2 separate regions of the Homo sapiens genome follow, and region 2 is linked to region 1. A link is a loop called in an ENCODE intact Hi-C map of the cell type or tissue named here. Cell type or tissue: dorsolateral prefrontal cortex. All regions are shown on one strand.

Region 1 (5,000 bases):
GCTGATTGGGTTCTGTGGACAGTTAACATACGCTTACACAATATATTTATGTGCACACACATAGTACTTCGGTTTTCCCAGGTCAAGGTGCTATAAAGAAAACAAAATCAAGATAAAAGAATAGGGTGAGATGATCTTTTAAATAAGGAAGGCCTATCTGAGAAGGTGACAATTAGGCAGAAATGTTAACAAAAAGAAGCAGGATGTGAAGCAACCTGGGAAAAGGGCATTCTGGGTGGAAAAAACAAGTGACTGGACAGGCCCTTTGACAGGGAGGAGCTTGCTTGGCTCTTTGAGGAACAGCACAGAGGCCAATGGGGTGAAGCCAAATGAATGAGCAAGTGGGAGTGCATCAGGAGAGCAGTGGGTGAGGGCTGCATGGTTGAGACTGGGAGCTGGAGAGTGAGCTGGAGGAAGGTAAGGGACTAAGAAAATCCAGGAGTGGAGACATAAGGTTTCTCTAAATGTGAGGGTATGGGAGTGACACATCTAACTCCCCTTCAGGAAGGCTGTAAGATTCCAGTTGACAGGTGGTAATTCCCATGCATGCCTTGGACTGATATATATATCAGAGATTCCATAGGATTGCATAAAAATGCATTTATTTTTCTCATCAAAATTGCCTTTTGGTTCACAGAGAGCTATCCCTGAATGGACTTCCAGGAGTTCTTTCTTTCATTCTTTTTACACCCATTGTCTATGGTGCAAGCATCCTGGCTTTTAGCGGGCTCTGGGACAAGGAAACAATATACTACCTGCTTCTTGGAAGGGCAGGGATAGAGCCACGCCATCCAGGCTTAGAGCTCTTTCAAGTCTGTAAAATTTCGCTTATTATACTAAATGCCACACTCAGCATAATTTTCATCTTTCACTATTCTGAAAGATACCCTTCCCAGATAGGATAGAGGCAGGAATAAAAGCAGTGAAGGGGATTTGAAACTCTGTCCTTCTACCTTCTTTCCCACTGAAAAATTCACCAAGGGGAAGATGACTCATACTTCCCCATGGAAATGCAGAGAGAGAATATGGGGCAACACTCTGGTCCACATACGAGGCAATCTCTGTCACATCCAGAGGGATTTTCCATTGGGGCTAGATATGGTGAGTGCCACCAAGCATGGGGAGAGCTTGGCATACAAAAGAGAGAATCAAAAGGCAGGTCCTCACAGCAGGCGCTGGGACATCTGTATCCTCAAGTGTTCAGGAAGGCTGGTTAATTACTACAATCTTGTGTCAACAGTTGCCTTGGAGACTAGCAGCAATCACAACATGTTTGCTTTCCCAAGGAAGTGGTGTCATAGGGAAATGAAAGAGGGATGTCAATTATTTTATTTGCATATTAAAGAAAAGAATTACCCCAGAATTGGAAAGCTTGGGGGCTTTTCAGTAAGATATAGAAATACATTGTTTTCCATCTGGTGTCTTGTGCACCAACCATGCTCACTGCTCACTGTCTGTCATGCTAGCCTATCCTTTTCTGTCTCTTGGCTTTTGTGTATGTGAAAACTTTGCCTTTGGTTGTTTATACTTTGCTTGGAACAGAAACAGTCACAATAAAGAAGTATAGAGGGAGAGATCTTAAAATCGGGTGCTTGGGAGACTATCTTGCTGCTCTGGTCACGCTAAAGTGGGTAGAGAGAGGTGGTTCTAAAAAGTAGTTGAATGTCCTTGGGCACCCAGTGGTGAGGCCGTGGAGCAAAATAGGGGAAATTTTGACTGATTCCCTTAATGCCCTCCCCATCCTAAAAATGTGGATTTCAGGGCTCAGCCTTAGGACTGGAAAAGGCCAATTTGAGATTGGTCAGACTTGAGCACCTCGCAAACAGCTATCGCAAGCCAAGTCACTGTTGCCCAGAAAGGAAATTAGCGTTTATCACATTTCAGTGAAAATGATGTGGCCCAGTTAATTTAGATTTCCTTTCATTTACAATAGACTTAAAATCCTATTTAGCTATAATCCAGCCATTGTAAAATTGGTTACAAGGATCCTAATTTTCTGAGATATTGAAGCCCCCCGTTCTATCACAGCATCTTGATTTTATCCGTTTTCATCCATCGTTAAATTTCTTATGGCTGAGAATGCCAGAGGTGACCTACCTTTCCAATCCGCTGCTGCATTCAGCAGTAACTGGATTGAGATTGGAAACATTTATTTTATTCAGTGCCTTATCTGTTCTTTTCCACTGTTTTAAACACTACTGAGGGTCAGACTGAAAATCCTTCTCTGATTCTAACTGTAATCAAGCGGGAAATGGTTTTATTTTATTTTAAACTAATATGGAGCCTAAGAAGAAAGAATCATTTCATACAGTGGCATTGAATGGCCCATTCCGCCATTGCTTAAAATGTACAGTTTTGCATATCTTATCATCAAGCCTACATTTACATGACCTTTAACATTGAAAATTTATCTGACCTTTTTCCCCATTTAAATTGATGTGTTTCTCATTTGGGAGCCTGTTAAAACCTTACCATCTTTAGGGGTCTACAATCACAAGTGATCTCTCTTCTTCATGTGAATTCCTGCTGCTCTGAATGTCTGTGTCACCTGTGCAATCTATCCATCCACAGCATGATGTCCTTAGCTTACTTCTGTGTGAGTCTTGCCTCCCATACTAAGTGGGCACTTTGTGGAGGCTCACTATGGCTCAAGCTGCTCCATCTGTTTCACCTAGATGATGGAGAGCACCTGCTGATAGATACAGTCCAACAAGAGGAAGCCTTGTGTGTGCAAGAGTCTGGACTTTTCTGAGTTCCTGGCATTAAGATCTTGAACATGTTAGTTAGAGACTCCTACGAGGAACTTCTTGATCCTCAGTCCCTCCAGTTCCCTCTAGGCCTTAATGCCTTCCAGAGAGATTGCAATGGGCTCAGCCACTCCAGATATGAAGTACAATGTGGTCTGGGAGGTGTGGATGGCTGAGAAGGTGTGGAGGTGGGCGATGGTAGAGTGGGAGCTGCTGTGTCTTATAGTCTGTACTGAGCTCACTGTTTTCCCAGGCCTCACTGTTTTCCTTCCCTGTAGACCAGGGTTTGACTCTGCCTTGAACACTCTTCCTCCTCTCTGCCCTCCCTGCATAGTGGCCACTTAACAGCTTTCCTCTGGAGCCATCTGCAAAGAGATGGGAAAGACAGGACTGGAGCATTTTCTAGAGAATGTGGGTTGCTCTGATTCAGAGAAGGAGACAGGACAGGAGACAGTGCTAGTGATCCTGACCTTGGTGCTCAAACTTATAGTGACTTAGGGAGGTGGCGTGCCACCTAGGCACAGTTCTGCCCCCAGCCATGCATCAGTGAGTAAAGGCTGACTCAACATATACCTTCAGCCTGCTCTGTTGGAGGCATGAGAGCTTAGGGCATGGAGACTTGTCCCCTATGGCCCCTGCATTTGAGTTGCTGAACCCTCTACCTAGGAGGACTGAACTTAAGCCCAGTGCTGGCCTTCATATCTCCTAAGACACATGAGCTTTGAGCCCCATCACTCAAAGAAGAGGAAATCTCTGTGGCATTCCAGTGTGTAGAATGAGGACACAGAAGGATCAGAGAAGGCTTCTAGGTAAAAAGGAACTTTATTTTTTAATGGACTTGGAAAATGTCCTTCCTATTAGCCAGAATGTACAAAAGCTGAAAATTTTCTTTCTTTGAGAAGGTGGAGGGAAGGATGATACCAATACAGTGTGGCACGAACTACACTGTGGAGGGCAGGAGATGCTGTGTGAGCTCCAGGCAGGCTCTTCATCAGCTGGGGGGGCTTCCCGGGGCTGAAGAGACAGAAAGCATGGAAAAGAATGACAAGGCACTTTTCCTATTCAAACTTATTAAGAATTCTAGCCAGTGTGCTCACAGAAAGAATGGCTCACTGTTTGAGAAAGTTTGGGTCAAGCGTTTTTTTCTCTTTTGTTTTGTTTTCCAAAGTCAAATAGGCCTCTGATGATGATTTTCTAAAGAAGGGAACTTCTGGGGCTCTCTCTGGCCTTAATCACACTTTATTGTAGAAAATACATGGATGGAGGAGCTAAATAGCAGCCTCGGCTGCCCCTCATTGCTTCCCCAGTTCCATGGGTGCTGGACAACTGTGATTGAAGCCTTTTGCCAAGGAGGCCTTCATGCGGGGACCATAGCTCCCTTCTTTCCCCTTGTCCATGCCTTTCATTCTAAATGGCACACAGGGTGGGGAAAGAGCTGGGAAGAGGGAGCCCTCCTCTGGACACAGGCTTGACCTGACCTGGGCTCTGGCTCACCTTTTGTTCTCCTTTGCCCACTGAGGAGCTCTTGGGTTCTTTTCAGGAAACCTGTCATTTCTCCTTCCATCAGCAACCAGCCCCATTCCTCAACATTGGCTTAAAAAGCGGTGCCAGCAGGCTCAGCACCAGAGGGCAGAGAAAGTGGCCTCAGGACCACTTTATTGCTCCAGCTAGCCCTGGGGGTTCCCTATCTGAGGAACACTGAGACTCCGTGTGTGATGGATGTGGAGTCCCTTCTGAGTAATCTGATAGGACTGGAGAAGAGAGAGAGTTCAGGCTCCATCTGACCTAATCACTCAAAATCACCTGTCTTCTAAGCCCCCTATACCTAGAGGAGTCGGCTCCCCAAGCTTTGAGGAGTAAGGACAAGCTGGCCAGGAAACCCTGGTGTAGCCGAGGAAAGTGGCAGTGTGTGCCCCCTCCCCCTGCTTGATGGCAGTACAACTGAGCAACTCCTACTGCATAGTTGTGTGGACCAAAGTAACTGTGTGCTGTCAGCAGAGGGTGACCGTCCCCTCTCTCCTGGACTACTATGGAGCAGCCTGTTGGCAAGGGGTCCAGGGAAGCCATACTACACCACTAAGGAGAAAGGAGCTCATAGTCAGACCCAACAGAGAATTTCTCTTTTTATGACACAGACTTTCCTCCTTTGACTTTTTGCCACTGAGCCTTGCTGTAGCTCAGAGATGTTCTAAAGATAGGCCATCGGAGATAAAGGTAACATCTGAAGTCATAGGTCAAGAGCTCCTGTGTGTG
Region 2 (5,000 bases), 56 kb before region 1:
GAAATATAAAATAGAAAACCACTTTTTGTCTTTCTACCCTTGCTTGTACACATTTCTCTTAACATCGAGAAAATTCAAGAACTGCTGAGAGTGTAGAATTTTGAGAACAAAGGATTTCTATCATATATATTGTGAGCTATAAGTGGGCATTTTATATGTATTTTAATGTTATCGGAATATATTTTAGGGGTAAAAACCACCAGCTCTGGAAACCAGAAGGCCTTTTTTTTTTTTTTTTTTATCAAATTAGTAAAAGGGCAGTGAGATTTGTTAAGGCCAGAGATGTAATGATTAGATAATATGTCAAGTCTGTGGAGAGCACTAATTGCAGCAAGAGATTAAAGTCTCTGTTGAAATCACTTAAAGCTCTGAAGATTTGTTCAAGTAAATCAGAACAATGCCCCATGTCACAAGCACTATCAGCGCCCGAGGAATGAACATCATGTGCTACTGCTTTCTCCCTCTTTTCATGATTGTCCTCAGGACAGTGTGGCTGTAGTTATCATACTGAGGAAGATTAAGAGCTTTGCAGCTCTAATAGCAAACCTACAATTACCCAATGGGGGAAGACATAGTAGATTAAGTGTAACAAAAGGGAGATCTGCATCAACTTAATTTATCCAAGCCACCAACCTATTGAAGCTACTTAGTAAAATAATTCTGAACTTTACTCAAGATAAAACTTCATGGCAGTCATCTTTTAATTTGAAAATTAGTAAATTAGCATTTCTGGGATAACTGTGATGTGATTTAAATATAAAAGTAGTTCAATGTAATCTCCCCCTTCCTTCTTCCCTTTCTTCAGATTTAAGAAGAGAGATTCCCTCTAGGGTTAGATGTAAGTGTATTGGCTCTTAGATGAATCCAGTCACTTCCTGGTAGGCAGAATGACTAAGAATACATTCCCTACACTCAGAAAGATATGAAGCTGTTGAAAATCACACTCTGAAATTAAGGTGCTGGTAATACAAATGAGAGGTGTCTTCTGATTTTGAGCTTTGTAAATTCAGAGGATATTGTGACAGGATTTAGGATCAGAGGTGTGGAACAGCAGCCAACTTGAGAAATATAGGGAGAAACATATATTTTTTAAATTTGGATACACACTATATAAAACTTTTATTCTAAGGACTTATTTCGGTTTAAAGACTTTTTTGAATTTGTAAATGCAACTATATGCTATGTTAAAACATGGCTTACCAAATCATTTTTACTGTGTATGGAGATATTAAATCCTATAAGAAAAAACCATGTTTTTATTCCTAATTCGGGGAAATATTTTATAAACTTCTTTTACAAATATTTAAAATCCAATTTTTTTTCACAGTTTTTACCTATTATCATTCTTTATAAAATAAGCCCTAGAACTTAAAAAATAATTGAAATAAAAATCTTGAGTATGGAGATGGGGTGGGGATTATTTTTATTGCTCCCAATTTTGCTCCTAAAAAATTTGTTTTCTCCTTGGAATTTTCTCACTTTGGTACTGTCACCATGCTGGTTAAACGATCTGTCCCTAGGGCCACATCAAGACTTTAGAGGATCTTAATGGCAGAAGATCACTGATTAAAAAACAAAACAAAACAAAACAAAAAAGAATTCACAGGCCCTAAACACTAAAAAAATTTTTTTGCAGGAGTGATTATGCATGGAGGGTTTTATGTCATTATTAAAAATATGAAAGAGTGAGAGAGTAAAGGTGACTATTTTTATTCTCCTAATGATGACTAGTTCAATGCATTACATACATATGTATTTATATATGTAACACATAAAATTCATTTAAGCATATTTTAATGCCCTTACTTGCATGTGCTTAATCCAAGACTAGCTCCTCTTTAGAATTTAGGCACAGGATTTTTTTTTTTTTTTTCACACAACTCCTTCTGCCTAAAACTTTCTCAGAGACATTACAGCCAACATCATACTGACAGCTTTCAGGCTAGAATCAGCTCACAGATTAACATGTATAATGTATATATATACACACACACACACACATATATATATGTAAATATCAGTTCAATATCATGTGTTCATGAGGATAACCAGTGTTTTAAAATTATATAACTAGTATAAGAGCAATCCAGTAGGAATATACACATGGGATGATGCTGGAGAGAGAGAGAGAGAAAAAAAAACTTCATTCTGTTATGTCTCTGCTTTGGAAACTTGAGGATTTTCCTTGAATTGTCCACCTTGTTTCCTTGCACTAAATTACTACTAGTAAGCAAAACTTGTTACCCGTGTGAATAGACTACACTCGTCTCAAATATCATAATTCCAAAAAAGATCTTGTTCTCATAGCATTTCCCTGAGGGACTCAGAACGGATTCATTCTACAGATATTTTGGTGTGTTGGCTGGATGCAAATCATTTCATAAATATTTATGCAAGATCTGCGTTTGGAACACAAATGAATAATATCATTCCTGACCTCAAGGAGTTTATTTCTGATAGGGGAGATGAGGAAATTACAGTTATCTGTAATAAAAGGTGGGCTGGAGTAAGTTCTGTATTAATGTTTGTTTAATATTTAAGGAGTGGGCAGAGTAGGATTTAGTGTCATAAGTGTATTTTAGTTTTAGCTCAGACCAACAAAGACTTTTTTGTTTTCATTCTTGTACTCTATAGCCATGACGGTAAATTTATTTCCAGAAAGAACACTGTCAATTTGCCATTAAGAAACAAAGAAATTTGATGAAAAGTTTGAATTCTTCTGTGTACTTTGCCATATAGGAAGTTATCTTGCTCTTCCCACTCAAATAATGAGAGCAAACAAATAAAGGAAAACACCTGCTTATTTCACCTCTAGTTGTGTTTTCTTTCACCCTGGCCCCCAAAGGCCAGATTTAGGCAACAGCTGTGCACCATGTGTGCCCAGAATCTGGAGAAATATGGGCCATGGATCTGCAGAGCACACTCTCCTTCTTTTTATTTTTTTCATGGAATAGTCATGACTGAGTTTAGTGTATTTTTCCACTTTAATGTTTATTTTAAGAGTATGCACAATGAGGGGTAATACACACATATAATTAAAATTATCCTCCAAAGCATAATGGATATACTATCACATCTCATCTCTTAATATTTGGCAGCCACAAAGATACGTGAAGAGTTGCCCTCCCTGAGGTGGCCTACTTTTTCAGGGGAGGGGAAGAGGTCTAGCTGTTTTCCCAGTAATTAATCTGCAGATTTTAACTAGGGAATCGTATGCAATGGAGTCCTTTGAGATTGTATTGGGAAATATGGAAACTTCATCTTTGCAATCAGGACATTGCTGAGCTACACAGAGCAATGTAGGGGAGATGGGGAGGGGGTCAAGATGAATAGTCATTTGTTCTGGAGTACTTTAGATTGTGTGTGCTGGAACTGGCATTTAGGTTTTCCTCATAAAGGATTTCAAAATGTTATCAGCTTTGCCACTACGAATCTCCTTGTTTCATGTGGAGATATGGAGCCAACTAGTCAATTTAATGTGCAGTAAAAGAGAAACATAACCTTTCAGAAGATTCTGTGGTGACTTCATCCTTATTTGCAATTCTGCCTGGTTGCTGGAGGCTCCCGGTAGTATTCAGGTGCTTGGGTAGAGTGCTGGGCCACAATACTTTTGCTAGGTTCTAAACATGACTGTATTTATTTTATTTTAAATGTGCTTTATTTTAAGACAACCTAATTATTTTTTAAACAATGCATCCACACCAAAATAAATTAAGGTATAAATAAATGAGAGCTCAAGATAGCATCAGTCCAATTCCTTGAAGTCCTGGTTTTGTGTGGATGTAAAAAAGCAGCAGCCAGTTACAATGACAAGTGATACAATAAAAGTAAATGGTTAAATTGATTAACATTGTCCCTATTAAAATCACCTTTAAATAAATTCGTATATGGGATCATATCCTCATGGTAGTCTAGCAGACCCAGTATGCCATATGGACTCATATTTTCACCAAGAAAGAACTGACAGTTTTTAAAATTAGTGAAAATATGCTTGATTTGTTTTTTACAGTAGCACCGTAAAAGGGATTTTTTTTTCTCTTTGGTTTCTGTTATTCTTGCCTTTGATTGATAAATATGTAGTCTTTGAGGTCCTTTTTGTAAAGTTTGTTTTTGAGCTTGTTTCTTTAAATAATTGCTCGTGACTGTATCACACTGGCAATTACCGCAACATCTGTTACTTTTCTTTCTGGACTTTCAGCAGAAGCAGCTTGACCAATGGGCGAGACATCAGTGTTGCCCTCTGTCCTGCTCTTCCCTGCCCAGCAGGGACAGCCTATTAATGATCTCCTGGATCTGGTGATGAATTTTGGAGAATATCTCCATAAATGATCATAGGTTGGTGAAGGGAGACAATCGGGCACAAACTCTGTAGATATTTTCCTTGGCATAAATTATGTAAAAATAAAAGATGTAATAGATGTGAAACCTACTGGCTCTATTAATCAGACATTTTTAAGTGTCAAAATAGAGTAAATGGGTTTGAATTTTGATGAGACTATGGCCTACTAAATTAAATGTGGTAATGAAGATTTATAACAAAAGTGGAAGTATTTCGGTAGAGGTTTCTAGTTGACTTACACATAAATCATTGATACAACCCCTTCCATTTCTTCCCTGCCTGTAAAATTCCCCAAGACATGCATTGTTCAGGAAAGTTTATAAACTGCTAATGGCAGCGGAAAAATTGGAATATCCTGAGTTGCTACATTGCCTCTGTTTGTGGTTTGGAAGATTTCTTGTCCTTGATGGGACAGAATTAGTAACAATGTGATTTAGGGAATCCTGTGCCAATGATGTTATTACCTGTACCTTTCCCCGTTTACAAACAAAATTGGGCTCCAACAAAATGATTTTGACCACATTTACTATTGTTATTTCTATATTGTCATGTTGATGCTTTCAAATATCAACATATTTGTTCACAAAATAGAAATTTTGATATCATTTTTTCCTTTTGCACAGCCCTTTTCTCGTTGCTGATATGTCCCTATTCTCAGAAG

The links. Hi-C counts contacts between places; a loop is a spot of excess contacts. Peaks named below come from ENCODE experiments on the same cell type or tissue, not always from the same donor. Only the 100,000 strongest peaks of a DNase experiment are listed, where the experiment ranks them.
Region 2: it touches region 1 in a loop (4-fold over the local background); 3 of 110 quality-filtered maps call a loop at or near these places.

The regions. Positions count from the first base shown.
Region 1 is chr2:21,250,565-21,255,564 of GRCh38, forward strand. The region is part of intron 1 of LOC105374317 (a long non-coding RNA gene); the gene reads left to right. Among named protein-coding and RNA genes, the nearest start is that of TDRD15, 130 kb to the left of the region's middle. In dorsolateral prefrontal cortex, no CTCF peak of the experiment used is centred here; no DNase peak of the experiment used is centred here; H3K27ac peaks cover 4,795 bases.
Region 2 is chr2:21,194,647-21,199,646 of GRCh38, forward strand. No RefSeq gene overlaps it. Among named protein-coding and RNA genes, the nearest start is that of TDRD15, 73 kb to the left of the region's middle. In dorsolateral prefrontal cortex, no CTCF peak of the experiment used is centred here; no DNase peak of the experiment used is centred here; H3K27ac peaks cover 972 bases.